2 separate regions of the Homo sapiens genome follow, and region 2 is linked to region 1. Evidence: chromatin contacts called from ENCODE Hi-C or POLR2A ChIA-PET data. All regions are on one chromosome and are shown on one strand. The core of a region is the stretch at or near the end of the contact, and the rest is flanking DNA. Distances in the headings are between cores, read along the strand shown. Region 1 overlaps SNAP25-AS1 (SNAP25 antisense RNA 1). Region 2 overlaps SNAP25-AS1 (SNAP25 antisense RNA 1).

The links. Hi-C counts contacts between places; a loop is a spot of excess contacts on that map. ChIA-PET counts read pairs that join two places held with the same protein, here RNA polymerase II (POLR2A).
Region 2: a loop to region 1 is called in a map of right lobe of liver, with 4 times the contacts of the local background. The contact joins two enhancer-like sites. A Hi-C loop is called at or near these places in 3 of 168 maps with a recorded cell type or tissue (mammary epithelial cell, pancreas and right lobe of liver). POLR2A ChIA-PET finds 5 or more read pairs at or near these places in 2 of 52 experiments (activated CD4-positive, alpha-beta T cell and common myeloid progenitor, CD34-positive).

Annotation. Positions count from the first base shown.
Region 1 is chr20:10,109,135-10,112,990 of GRCh38, reverse strand. The region is part of intron 2 of SNAP25-AS1 (SNAP25 antisense RNA 1); the gene reads left to right. Among named protein-coding and RNA genes, the nearest start is that of ANKEF1, 76 kb to the right of the region's middle. Within about 2 kb of position 1,715, at least 2 of the 41 ENCODE cell types and tissues checked have a DNase peak (open chromatin) inside an H3K27ac peak, as active enhancers do; they include right lobe of liver, where a contact is called at or near this core.
Region 2 is chr20:10,183,978-10,187,833 of GRCh38, reverse strand. All of the region lies in intron 2 of SNAP25-AS1 (SNAP25 antisense RNA 1), which reads left to right. All of the region lies in intron 2 of LOC105372524 (a long non-coding RNA gene), which reads right to left. Among named protein-coding and RNA genes, the nearest start is that of SNAP25, 33 kb to the left of the region's middle. Within about 2 kb of position 1,938, at least 4 of the 41 ENCODE cell types and tissues checked have a DNase peak (open chromatin) inside an H3K27ac peak, as active enhancers do; they include right lobe of liver, where a contact is called at or near this core.

The DNA of each region.
Region 1 (3,856 bases), core at 466-2,965:
GACAGAGTGAGACTCTGTCTCAAAAGACAAAACAAAACAAAACAAAACAAACAAACCAAAAAAAAAAAAACCACACACAAAAAAACCCATCCTACCTCTTGAGGATGGCTTTGGGTCAACCTACTAAACAATGTGCACCTTCCAGGCCTCTGACAAACCATATCATACTTCTCCATTTGAAACCACATTTTAGAGATTATCCTTGTCCATGCTGTTCTGATTCTGTCCTGCTCTTGATGGAAATGAGTTATTCAAGAGGCAAGATTATCAGGGCATAGCAAGAAAAGTGGTTTCTTAAACAATTGTGCGCTGGCAAAGAAGCTTAGACGTTATGCGCAAAAGCAATAGTCTCCATCTGGGCACATTGACCAATATTAGGAAGAGCAGTAATCCTTTTTAACACTTGTGAAAATATTACAACACCTCATCCTGGTGCAGCTTAGGCTTTTGTTAAGAAATACCACTAGAATCGAGGAAGACATTATCTTTATCATGTGCTTATTAAAAACAGTGAGGTACCCTGAAGGAGCTATGATACAACCTGAGGTTACTACCTGGAGTTTGAGCATCTTCAGGAGAAAGATGGTGCTATTTTCAAGGTGAGCTCCAGCATTAACTGCGAATCTTAGCATGGCTTTATATACAAGGTAAATGGGGAAATACACAAACATCTGAGTGCACTAAAGCTCAATGCTCTGCTGTTTATGGCTACCCCATCCTTACAGTGATTATTAAGCCTGTGAGTAAAATCAGAAGGCAGGGAGAAAGCAAAATGAGAATGTTTCTACATGGCATTCCAGAAGAAGTGGATTATGAAATCTTGATTCTCACATATTTTCAAGAGTGTTTAAGAAAGCATGGCATGGGTGTAAGTGTGAAGGTATTGTCAAAACATGCAAATTATGCCTTCATTTTAATTTCTGGCACCAATTCCAGGCCTAATCCCTTTCATTAGACCTTAAATGCTTTCAAAGTAGTGGAAGGATGAAATTCAGCATTTTGGAATTGGCTCAGGACTAGGAGCTAAGTTTTGCTGAACAAAGAACGCACTGACTATAAAGTCAGTGAAGATGGCCTTCAGCCTTCTACTCCTTAGTATGCTAACATTTGTGCCTGAAAAATCTATTCTCTTCCTAGTGACTGGCAGATGTCCAGATGGGCTGGACAGTTTTCTTCAGGGCTACATTAAAGTGTTACTTTCATACACTAGGAAGCATATAGACTTCAGCATGAGAAGATGTGAGCTTTAGAGTAAGGAAACAATGGTATATAATGGCAGAGATTTTGCCAAGAGGCTGCTGGAGGTAGCATCAAGCAATTGGATCAAATGACTGGCCTGTGGGCTGTCACAGGCAGTAGAACAGCTTCAAAGCTCATTACTGCCTCAGCTTCCTGAGGCTCACATGGTGTAAAGGAACTGAAGGTGTGGAGGAGTGCGTATAAACAGACCAGCTTGGAAAGGGGGATTCAAACTTGCAACTTCAGATGAGCCTTTGGGACCAGCAAGGTACTGACGTTTGTGAGCATGTACCCAGCTGTTTCCTGTGTGGTGAGTTTATCCCCAACAAATACACCAGCTGGTGGAGTTTTATTTCCTTGTTGACTTTTTGCTGCTATCTAGAGAGTCCTGGTAACTGTAAACAAAGCTTTAGAACACTAATAAAGTGTCAGGCGCCAATGCAGTGGACTCTGAGCAGGTACTAAAATCCAGGAGCCTGTGGATAGGCACATGGCATGGGGGGGCCCCAGCCACACAGGATGATGGGGAGTAGGAGGAGGCCAGGAGCAGGAAGGTGGGATGAGAAAAGGGATCTGATTGCTGAAGTCCCACGTTCATTGCCCAAGGCCCAGGCACTTGTAGTAGATGCTGGTGGATGAGCAGGGGCTCTAGCCTCCAGCTGCTGTATTGACTGCTAAAAGCTAACAGAGGTCCTCTTCCCCAAGTATCACCCTAAGTTAATGCCCAGAAAGTTACACTCCCTAAATGGTTTTATCAGGAGAAGTCTATGGCAATGACTGGCTGATACAGGAGTACAAAAGGCGAACCACCTTGTCTTAATGATGAGGACCATCATGTCAGTGTTGTAATTTATGCTCCAGATCCTCTCTCATATCAGGCCAGGTTTAGATTTTTCCTGAGCACGCATCTTTGCTTGGCTTCTTACCCTAGTTGTCCTGTCTGCTTTTCTTCTTTTAGATGCTTCTTTTGAGAGTCTTTCCTCAAGAGGACTGAAGCAATGTGTGCCTGATTTTCCCTTTCTTGGGTTCTGCTTCTGGGGAACCCAACCTAAGATAGCATTGAGAATTTTAGGCCCCATTGCCATGGTTCAGTCTGGCAGGAGGAGGGCAGGGCATTGAAGCAGAAAGTCCCTAGAGATGTGTATTTGGGGCAAATTCTCCATGTGTCTCTGTGAAAAATGGCAGGTAGAAGTTGAAGACATACTTTGAGGAGCAGGTGTCAGCTCCTGGGGAAAATGAGTTGACAGAGGATGGGTGTCAGGGGCTCAACTAGGAAAGTACTAGAGCACTCAGTAAGAGAACCAAGGATAAATCCAGTGCTAGAGCCTGGGGTCAGCAAAACCAGGGTAGGGAATGCTATGACTTGTAGGATACGTGCAGAGTCAGGCTCATGTCTGACTCACTAAATCCTTGGTTGGTTTGTGGCAAGAGCTGGCCACATAAATCTGGGCAAGTTAATCTTCAGATCTAAACTTCCATTTCTTCATCTGTATAGTGGCATATAGCATGCATTCAATACCTAGTAAATATTTTATTACATAAATATTATTCTAAGCCACAGTGGTTAATGAAACTTTTTGCCTGAAAAAAGGTAGACCTGGCTTTCTAGACAAGGCCCACCTCTAAATCCAGACTTGGAAAGCAAAGAAATGTGAAGCTATGAGATACAAAGTAGAGGCTGAAATAATGGCTCAACCAACTGGAAAGCCCATGATGTTGCTTGTATGGTTACCCATGGTCTTGCATCTTAAAGGCCAGAATCCCGGAGTTGCCTTCTTGTATATTCAGAGCCAGTCTTAAGGGAAGTAAGCAACTGCATTGAAAGAGAGAGAGAGAGAGAGGCCAGGAATCCTCCAGATTTGGAATTGGGCCATTATTAATCTGGAATTGGACCCAAGAGGGTATGCTCGGGACAGAAAGTTGGCCAGTCAATAGTAATTGACCTGAAGTCTGAAGTTGCAGCAGTGTTCTTCTAGCTTGGCAGACACTACATTCACTATGCCAGGTTCCTAGTGCCCAAATCAAACTGGAATTTCCCAAAGATAAAAGCAGCAGGAAACCTTAACCACTCAAATATTCTTTCCCTAGAACTACTTTTTTTTTTTTTTTTGGCATTATCACACTTTTACTTGTACAGTATATATACTTAGGTAAATGACCAAAATAGCCTTACAAATAGTGGGATTATGGGTGACTTTCATTTACTTCAAATTTTTTTAAATAGAGAACATACTTTTATGGAATAATCCTGTTTGTTTGTTTGTTTTTAAGTTCAGGGCTACTTGTGTAGGTTTGTTATATAGGTAAACTTGTGTCACAGAAGTTTGTTGTATAGATTACTTCATCACCCAGGTATTAAACCTAGTACCCATTAGTTATTTTTCCTGATCCTCTCCCTCCTCCCACCCTCCACCTTCCAATAGGCCCCAGTGTCTGTTATTTCCCTCTTTGTGTCCCTGTGTTCTCATCATTTAGCTCCCACTTATGAGAACATGCTGTATTTGGTTTTCTGTAGAACCACTTTCTACTCTCTTTTTACTCCTAGTACAGAGCTGTATGGTCCTCATTTTAGGAAAGGGTTCCCAGAAGCAGACCTTGAGATGAGAAATCACATGCA
Region 2 (3,856 bases), core at 689-3,188, 75 kb before region 1:
TCTTGGCACCGTGGAGTGCTAAATCTGCCCTGCACTATTTAAATTTAAATTTTTTTTATGTGAGAGGAATATAAACTTTTATTTCTTTAAGTCACTGTTTGCATTGTCTATCATAGGCATCTGCACCCAAATCAAATTCTAACTGAAACACACACTTCTGAAGTAGAAGACAGTTATGGAAGTGAGTGTTCTGCAACTGAAATGGCCCGATTAATTAGGTTACACATGGAGATGAGAGGTATGAGGCCTCACTTAGTCTGCTCATTATTAAAATGTATCTGATCTGTAGGCCCATCATCCATATTTATTCATGATGTAAGAAATTTGCATTAGATTCTTAGATTAAATATTAGGCCAGATGTAGAGACTACAACATTTTCCACATCTTGTTCATTTTACCATTTTTTATCTATTGATACATATTTATTTTTAAATTTCCTTTTGTTTCACTTTTACCTATATTTTTTGATTCAATATTTCTTTTGTATCTTTTCTTTTCTTTTTTGAGACAGGCTGTCACTCTGTCACCCAGGCTGGAATGCAGTGGCACAATCATGGCTCATTGCTGCCTCGACCTCCTGGTTCAAGCCATCCTCCCACCTCAGCCTCCTGAGTAGCTAGGACTACAGGCATATGCCACCATGCCTGGTTAATTTTAATTTTTTGTAGAGATGGGAGTCTTACTATGTTACCCAGGCTGGTATTGAACTCCTGGGCTCAAGCCATCCTTCCACCTTGGTCTTTCAAAGTCCTGGGATTACAGGAATGAACCATCATGCCCAGCCTGGTTCAACATTTCCACATTAGACTTTCCAATGTTATTTTTCACAGACACAGAGAGAGAATCATTACCAAGTGGAGTATTTTTCTGGTTAGGGCAAAATGGCACAAGGGTTGAACAAGGAAGAAGACAAGGTTGGCTTTCTGGGCTGTCAGAAAGTTATGCTTGTGATGTTGGCATCATTACCCAAGTATGGTTAAGAACGTGCAAAGGACATATGCAAAAAGTACATGTGCAGGAAGAAGACAGAAAGGAAGTGCCCAAATTGAGAGCAGTTGTTACTCTCTGGAGAATGGAATAGAACTCACACTATTATTTTTCATCTTATATACTTTTGGATTATTTGTTGTGTTTTTATCCTTAGAATCAGCATTTTTTATTCTATAATTTGAGAAATAGAAATTAGTCAAGAGGTGCATAGTCAAGAGGTGGTAGTGATTCTAAAGTCACAGAAACCATGGGAATGTTCAGCTGTGCCTCTGTCCAAAAGCCATTCACAGACCTAAGACCACATTCTGGAAAACCTTAGCTCCTGCTTGGATCTGCCCTTGTGTCTTCCAGGAGAGTTTCCTCTTTCCTGCTTAATCAATACAGGAGAGTTGTTTCTGGGTAAGTAGTAGGAGGGCAGTGAAATGCTGGGCCAGGCTGAGGGTTACCTGCAGACTGGGTCAACACAGACTCCAACCTAAATATTTACCCAGGTGCTGATTGCATGACTGTGCTTTCATTTTGTCATCACACTGTTTGCTGAGTTCCCTGAAATACCCTACTTCCTCTTACTCCAGACATTTTGCTATTCTTCCTCCCAGGAATCTATTTCTCTGTCCAGCTTCATGGTCATTGGCTTGTTATTGTAGATGATTGCATTAAAGGTCACAGATTTCCATGCCTCCATTTACCCACAGCTTTGGTTAGTGACCTTCCATACTGGTTCTGGGCTTGGCTGAGATGTGTTTAGCTAGGGAGACAGTAGCCAACTCATTGAAAAAAGTGGCTCAAAAAAGGGCATGAACATTTTGGCTTTCTCTCTTTCCCTTGGATCCTTGCCACAATCTAGAGAACAGGCTTGAGCTGGCCTGCTGGAAGGATGTGAAAGATACATGGAGCAGAGCCAAGTCATCCAAGCCAAGGCCACCCTGAACCAGGAACTGAGAGCTAATTCAGCAGCTGAGAGTGGATGCCAGAACAAGCCCTGCCAAGATCAGCCAAGACCAATCCAGATTTGCAGAACTTCCTAGTAGAAATGTAAGCGCATGAGAAATAACAAATGGTTGTTGTTTTATGTCACTACGTTTTGGGATGGTTCGTTACATAGTAACAGCTAATTGCTTCAGTTGCACATTCCTTTCCTCATCTGCCTTCCTCCTTCCACCTTACCACAAGCACATCAGCCCGTTTCTAAACAACTGCCTCATTTCCAATTCTCATAGCTTCCTTGGTCACATCTTCAAATACTTCCAATAGCTTGCATTCCACCCATAAGCCTGCAGAAGAGAGAGAGAGATTAAAAAAAGAAATATATTGAGGATCCTAGTGGTGGCCTATTTCATATGAGAGGGGCAAGGATTAAACTCTCCGTCTGCCCTGGGACGCAACTGAGGCAGGCAAATGCTACATTACACTGGGCCAACTGACTGGTTTTTAAGATGACTGTTCTTTCACCTACAGAGCCTTCATTCTCTTCCTTTTCTTGCTTACTTCACCACTAACACCATAGATTTTAGTCAATCTCTTCATAGCCAGAAAGCACATAATTAAAGGGCAAACTCATAACTTTCTATTCATAATTTAGAGAAGGAGGAATAAAAAGAAGGAAAGCAAAATATTTAAGTTAATATAGTTACAGGCTCTGTATATTGGCTCGATGCTGGTGGACACATGGGAAACTCATGTTGTGGCCAACAGGAAAATTATGAATCACCATCCCATTGATTCAGAACTGTGTGGTATGAACAGGTCACATAGTGATTACACGTTCCAGCTCTGCCATTTAACACCTATGTGACTGTATCAGTTTTCTCTGTGTAACAAACCTCTCCCAAATTTTGTGGCTCAAAACAACCATTCACTCATAATTGTTCATGAATCTATGGATCAACTAAGGGTTCTGCTGATTCAGGTTGAGCTTGCCTGATCTTGGTGGGGTTTGGTCATGCATCTGTGGTCAGCTGGAGGTTTGGCTGGTGCTGATTGATTTCATATAGTGACATGAGAATGATTGGAGTCTCTCTCCACATGGTCACGCATCACTTAACACGCTAGCCTAGGTTTATTCACTCAATGGTCACGGTGTTCCAGAGTATGCAAGAGAAGAAATCCTAGTGCATAAGCACTTTCCAGGCCTCTGCTGGCATCACACTTGCTCTGTCCTATTGGCTGAAGCAAGTCACATGGCCAAGCCCAGCATCAGCAGGGAAATGTACTACCAACAGATAGATTCAGAGAGGCAGGAAAAATATTGGGGCCATTATGGCATTGATTCACCACAGTGATGTTACATAAATCTCTTGGTTTCTCTGAGCCTCAGTTTCTACCTCCAAAAAGTGGATATAGTAATATTAGCCTGTTGTGGGTTATTATGTTCCCCAAAAGATATGCAGATGTTCTAACCCCTGGTAGTTATGAATGTGACCTTATTTGGGAATAGTACCTTTGCAGGTGCAATCAAGTTAAGATGAGGTCATTAGTATGTGCTCTCATCTAATGTGACTGGTGTTGTTATAAGAAGAAGAAAACATCACATGAAGATAAAGACCCACAGGGAGAATGCTATGCGATGACTGATGCAGAGATTGGCATAGCACAGCTACAAGCTTGTGAATGCCAAAAATTGATGGCCACCATTAGGAACGAGGAACAGGCAAGGATGGATTCTACCCAGAGTTTCAGAAAACATGGTCCTGTGAACACCTTGATCTCAGACTACTAGTCTCCAGAACTGTGATACTACATTTAAGCCACCCAATTTGTATTACCTTGTTATGGCAGGCCTAGTAAACTTAAACAGAGCCCAACTCATCTGGCAAAGCTTTTATCAAGGTTGAGTAAGAACAGTTACTGCTGATGGACGGACTC